Regions from separate parts of the Homo sapiens genome. Here region 1 is linked to region 2. Evidence: chromatin contacts called from ENCODE Hi-C or POLR2A ChIA-PET data. All regions are on one chromosome and are shown on one strand. The core of a region is the stretch at or near the end of the contact, and the rest is flanking DNA. Distances in the headings are between cores, read along the strand shown. Region 1 has its middle 15 kb from the start of IRF1. Region 2 holds the start of TH2LCRR (T helper type 2 locus control region associated RNA).

What was found. A loop is a pair of places that touch in the nucleus more often than their neighbours do. ChIA-PET counts read pairs that join two places held with the same protein, here RNA polymerase II (POLR2A). Pooled maps may share reads with other maps.
Region 1: a pooled map shows a loop between it and region 2 (2.5-fold over the local background). The contact joins the enhancer-like site here to the promoter of TH2LCRR in region 2. A Hi-C loop is called at or near these places in 4 of 37 single-sample maps with no recorded cell type and 6 of 50 pooled maps. POLR2A ChIA-PET finds 5 or more read pairs at or near these places in 8 of 52 experiments (GM12878, IMR-90, Panc1 and 5 more).

What each region holds. Positions count from the first base shown.
Region 1 is chr5:132,504,867-132,507,667 of GRCh38, reverse strand. No RefSeq gene overlaps it. Among named protein-coding and RNA genes, the nearest start is that of IRF1, 15 kb to the right of the region's middle. Within about 2 kb of position 1,432, at least 9 of the 41 ENCODE cell types and tissues checked have a DNase peak (open chromatin) inside an H3K27ac peak, as active enhancers do; they include IMR-90, where a contact is called at or near this core.
Region 2 is chr5:132,654,900-132,657,859 of GRCh38, reverse strand. It overlaps TH2LCRR (T helper type 2 locus control region associated RNA), which reads left to right and starts at 1,706. Exons shown (of 3, transcript NR_132125.1): 1 at 1,706-1,809. It also overlaps a transcript of IL13 not described here. RefSeq lists silencers at 903-962, 1,043-1,132, 1,193-1,482.

The DNA of each region.
Region 1 (2,801 bases), core at 183-2,682, 150 kb after region 2:
CTCTCTTAGTTTTCCTTCATCTGAAAACGTCTTTATTTCACTCTCACTCCTGAAGCATATTTTCATTGAGTATTCTTGAAATTGTGAAGAGAATGGTGGGTTGATGGTTCTTTTTCTTCATTTTAAAGATGTGATTCCACTTCCTACTGGTCTCTACGATGAGATTTCCTCTCTCCTCATGAGGAAGCTGAAGTCATTTGAATTGTTCTCCTATGTGTGATGTGTCATTTTTCTCTAGCAATGGTACATGTATGCTTATATGTATGTATGTGTGTATATATATATATATATATGTACATATATTCTTCAGTTTTATGTCCTTTTCCAAATTGAAGATGTTTTTAGTCAATATTTCCTCAAACATTTTTATCTTCACTGCACTCTTTCTTCTTTCCTTCTGGAACTCTAATGACATAAATATTAGACCTTTGGTATTGTCTCACTAGTCTCTGAGGTTCTATTCACTTTTTAAAAATCTTTTTCTCACTGTTTTTCTGTTTGGATAATTTCTGTTGGTCTGTCTTCCAGTTACTGGCTTCCTCTTTCCTCTCATTTATATTCTGCTCTTGAGTTACCTAGTGAGCACTGAAATTTTGGTTCTTATATTTTATTTATTTATTTATTTATTTATTTATTTATTGAGACGGGGTCTTGCTTTGTCACTCAGGCTGTAGTGCAGTGGTGTGATCACGACTCACTGCAGCCTCGAACTCCCAGGTTTGAGCTATCCTCCCATCTCAGCCTTCCAAGTAGCTAGGACCACAGGTTCATGCCAACACACCTAACTTATTATTTTTTTTAGAGACGGGGTCTCACTTTGTGGCCCAGGCTAGCTTCGAACTCTTGGGCTCAAGTTATCCTCCTGCCTTGGCCTCTCAAAGTGTTGGGATTATAGCATGAACTACTATGCCTGGCCCTTATATTTTTAAGTTCCAAAACTTTTACTTCCCTATTCTTTATATCTCCTATTTCTTTGCTGAGACTGTCCATCTTCCATTCATTCCAAGAGGGTTTACTTGGAGCATTTTCATAGTAGTACTTTAAAGTCTTTGTTACTTAATTCCAACATCTCATCATTGGTCTCTTTTGATTGTCTTTTCCCATGCAAAATGAGATTTTTCCTATCATAGGCCAGGAAGATCATACTTTGGTTTTGTATCCTGGACATTTTAAATTTTATGAGACTCTGGGTATTATTTGAACATTGTGGAGAGTGTTAATGTTTATATTTTAGCAGGCAATCAATGCAGCTGCATTTGGGCCACAAGTTCCGACCAGCCTTCTGTGGATTGTAGTTTCAATGTTTGTTCCATTTTCAAAGCCTTTATAGTGCTGTTTAGATCTGTCCTGTGTGTGCACCCTCCAGTGGTCAGCTTGAGAAAAGGGTGGTGTTTATCCTTAGGTTCAGTTCTCAAGTCTTTGGTATGCTAGATCCATGCAAGCTCAGTTTGGAGTTGAGCCCAGGAATTCATAAACAACTTTGTGGGTTCAGTTTCCAGCATTCCTCCCTTTCCATGATCTCCCTGGTACTTTCTGATTCCCTGGGTCTCCTCCTTTTGGTCCTCTGGCCAGAAATCTGGAGTTTTAGCTACCTTGCTCTGCTGTGTACTTCCTGCGACTGTGCCCTCAGCTAGGGTCAACTGGCAAAAGGAGAGAGATATTGAGAGAGAGAGAGAGAGAGAGAGAGAGAGAGAGAAGGGGGGAAGGAGGGAGACCCTCTTGGGGCTTGTCCAACAGACAGTTTTCTCTCCCTTAGAATTTTAGGTGCCTTTAGTCCTCTCATGCCATTGCAACAAGAATGCCAGAGGTCTGAGGCATGAGAGAATGGAGAAAAGAAAAAAAGGTGGCGTGGGGGTGGTTATTTTCTCACTCTTTCTGAGCATTAGGAGTTCCCTCCCCACTCCTCAAAGCAGAACTAGAGGGCTCTGGGATTCCCACTGTCTGTGCCTGCTGCTCACTTCCAGGTTTCAGGCTGTTTCGAGTCTAGCCCAGGGAGTACTAGAGGGAAAAATGGGAAACTCCTCCAATTCCGTGGTACTCCAAATTCTGATTTTTCTTTCCTAATTCATCTGCTGCTATTTACTCTTCAGAGTCCTTCATACATTCTGTACAGGTTCTATTGCTTCACTTAGTGGAAGAGACAGGGTGGAGTATGTTTACTTTATCTTACCTAAACCTGGAACCTGGTGGTAATCCACTGCGTAGATACCATAAGCTATTTATCCACTGTCTTGTGGATGGTCATTTTTGTTGTTTCCAGGTTTTGGCTATTACAAATTAAGCTGCTGTAAGCATTCATATCCAAATCTTTGTGTGAGCACACACTTTCCTTTATTGTGGATAAATACCTGGAATTGAATGGCTAGGCTGTATGATAGGCATATATTTAGCTATTTAAAAAACTGCCAAATTGCTTTCCAATGTAATCATGTATTGCTTAGTAACAAGGATACAGTCTGAGAAGTGCTTCATTAGGTAATTTTGTCCTTGTGTGAATATCATAGAGTGTACTTACACAAACCTAGATGGTATAACCTACCAAACACCTAGGCTATGTGGTATAGCCTATTGCTCCTAGGGTACAAGCCTGTACAGCAAGTAACTCTGCTGAGCACTGTAGGCGACTGCCACACAAGGGTAAATATTTGTGTATCTAAGCATATCTAAACACAGAAAAGGCACAGTAAAGATACAGTATTGTAATCTCATGAGATCATTGTCGTATATGCAGTCTGTCCTTGACCAAAAATCATTATGCAGCACGTGACTGTAGTTGTATTATTTTACCTTCCCAGCTGGGC
Region 2 (2,960 bases), core at 457-2,956:
ACAGCTGACCCAACTCTGAGCTCCTGTCCTCAGACCCTTTTGGGTCACCAGAAGTGCTGAGCAGATAGTCTTAGTGCACTGTGGCTGTGACCACAGTCTACCAGCTATGGGAATTTGGGGAGTTTTATTTTTTCGATGAACCAGTCTCTTAAATTACTTAAGTAACACTTGCTTGGATACAAAATTCAAACAGGCAATAGAAGAGTAAAGTTCACTTCTTTTGGCTTGCCTAATTCCTCCTTGGCCCCACTGTGAGAGGGATTGTCAAAGTTCAGATTTCCAGGTCTCCACTGAGAGATCCAGAAAGATTCAGAGGTCTTTCTGGGAGCTTTTTTGGTGTTTTTTTGTTTTGTTTTGTTTTGTTTTTTTGGAGATGGGGTCTCACTATGTTGCCTGCCTAGGCTGGCCTCCAACTCCCAGACTCAAGCGATCCCCCCACCTCAGCTTCCAGAGTGGCTGGAAGTAGTGTGCACGTGTCTGGCCCCTTTAATTTAAAGTGTATGGGCCATCCTTCTGGGAAACTCTTAACTGGGCCAGGCTGGCAGCCTTAGTCCAGGTCAGAGATTGTAAGTGTTCCTAGTGCCACTGGGGCTTGGGGTGATCCCCTTTGCTCACCAGTCTCTGCAGGATCAACCCCTGCCGTCTGGGGGCCTCAAATTTCCCTTCTGCAGAATGAGTGCTGTGGAGGGCGGCTCCTGGGCTTGGCCCCTGCAGCCATGTCGCCTTTTCCTGCTCTTCCCTCGTTTTCCTAGAAGTCCTCCAGAAACCCCCACAGCAGAGGCCACGGCATTTGCCTGTTGGGTGTTGATGTCAAGATTTCTCCCCTACCCACTTCCTCCCCGAACCAGCGCCTCCCCAGGCCCCCTCTCTGCCTGCTCAGGCTCCCTCCGTCCTGTCCTCGATGGGGCTCAACCTCCTCACAAGGGTGTGCTTGTGACCCTCCTCACAAGGCATGCTGGATTCCCGCTCAGAGGCATCCCAGGCTTGCCCACCCTCTCTTCCCACAGGGAACGTCATTCCCACCCTCTCTGTCCACACTCGAAGCTTCCCAGCCCAGCTGCTGGCTCTGACTCCCAGAAGTCTGCCCCTTCCCCTCGAGGGCCCCCAGTGCCTGGAGTGCCGCTACTTGGCCGTGTGACCCCTCTACGGGCCTGTTTCCTAATCTGTAGTAGAGGGCCCACGGCATCTCCCACAGGGTCTCCGTGATGGGGGAAGGAGCGGGGAACTACCTTGGTCTGTGCAACTCCCGGAGCCCCGCCCGGGTGAGTCAACGCCCCTTATCCCCCATGGCCACCAAAAGCCCTGCCGGGAGCGGTGGGCAGGGGCGCCCCCGCGCGTGGGAGAAGGCGCTGGCGCGGCGGTTGCGGCGGCGATGGCCCGCGGAGATAGGGGGGTGGCCTTATGTAACGGGAGATGGGCCCGATAAGCGGGATCTGCGCGGCCGGGCCCTCCTCCGCGGCCTCCGGCGGTGGCCGGTCCGGGAGGCAGGGGTGGGCGCGCAGACCGGCCAGTCTGGAAGCTGCGGAGGCTGGCGAGGGGGCGGCAAAGGTGGCGGTCCGAGCGCCAGGCAGGGCAAGGGCCGGCTGGACACCCGGGCCAGCGGCTCCCCGAGCGCCGGTGCGCACCGGCGAGGGGCGGGAGCGGCCGAGGGGCCGAGGCGCGCACGTGCCGCTCCAGCACCGGCCATGTCAGGCCGAGGGACCCCGCGGGCCCGGCCGAGCGGCAGCCCCTGCCCTGGAGGGTGGTCTCCAGGGACCAAGGCGTGGCGGGCGGTGCGGAGAGGCGCGGCACAGATGGCTACATCAGAGGGTCTGTTGCTTGTTTCTAGATTGTCAGCGGGGATCCACTCCCGTGCGGGTAATTTTAATTAACACTAACTACCAAAGGGCCGCTCCGGGCACTTGGCGCATGTGGCTCGCACCTGCCTGCAATGCGCTGCGTGGGCCGCCCGCTTATGGCCATGGGGAGCCTCTTCGCTTTGCTCTGGCCCCGAAGCGCTGGGATTGGGACCTCCCTTCCTCCCGACCAGCTCATCCTGGGAAAGCTGGGGTTGCTTTTTCGGGTTTCTCTGGACTCTGGGTCTCCGTTGGCAAAGACATGATGCCCAGTCAGGAGGAGTAAGGCCTGAGAGAGTTGTTTTTGTAAGTGAAAGGATTTAATTTTTTAGATTTTTATTTTTAGGAAAGTTACGAATGCAGATAATTTTAAAAATCAAGAAGGCTGATTATGTAAAACGGCAGCGCTGGGAATCCGTGCTCTATGGGCCTCTGGCATTGCTGCTCCTCTTGTGAGTGAGGCACTTACTGCCCTGCTGTGTCCCTTACTGTCTTTTAAAGGTTGTTTATAGGCCGGGCGCGGTGGCTCACGCCTGTAATCCCAGCACTTTGGGAGGCCGAGATGGGCGGATCACGAGGTCAGGAGATTGAGACCATCCTGGCTAACACGGTGAAACCCCGTCTCTACTAAAAATACAAAAAAATTAGCCGGGCGTGGTGGTGGGCGCCTGTAGTCCCAGCTACCCAGGAGGCTGAGGCAGGAGAATGGCGTGAACCCGGGAGGCGGAGCTTGCAGTGAGCCGAAATCGCGCCACTGCACTTAAGCCTGGGCGACAGTGTGAGACTCCGTCTTAAAAAAAAAAAAAAAAAAAAAAAAAGGTTGTTAAGAAAATCACAAGGAAGGAGGAAAAAATATATTTCCTATTCATTAAGTGGAGGTGGAACATCACAAAGGTCTTCAGCGTCACTGTCTTCACGTTGAGCAGGCCGAGGAGGAAGAAGAGGAGGGGTCGGTCTTGTCATCTCAGGGGTGGCAGAGGCAGGAGAGAATCCGTGGATAAGTGGATCTGTGCAGTTCAGAACCTGCTGTTCAAGGGTCAACTGTGTATGTAAAAAATTCAGTGGAATCTCCACCTTCCCTCACAAGTAACTATTTTTCTTAGGTGTTGTTTTTTTTTTTTTTTG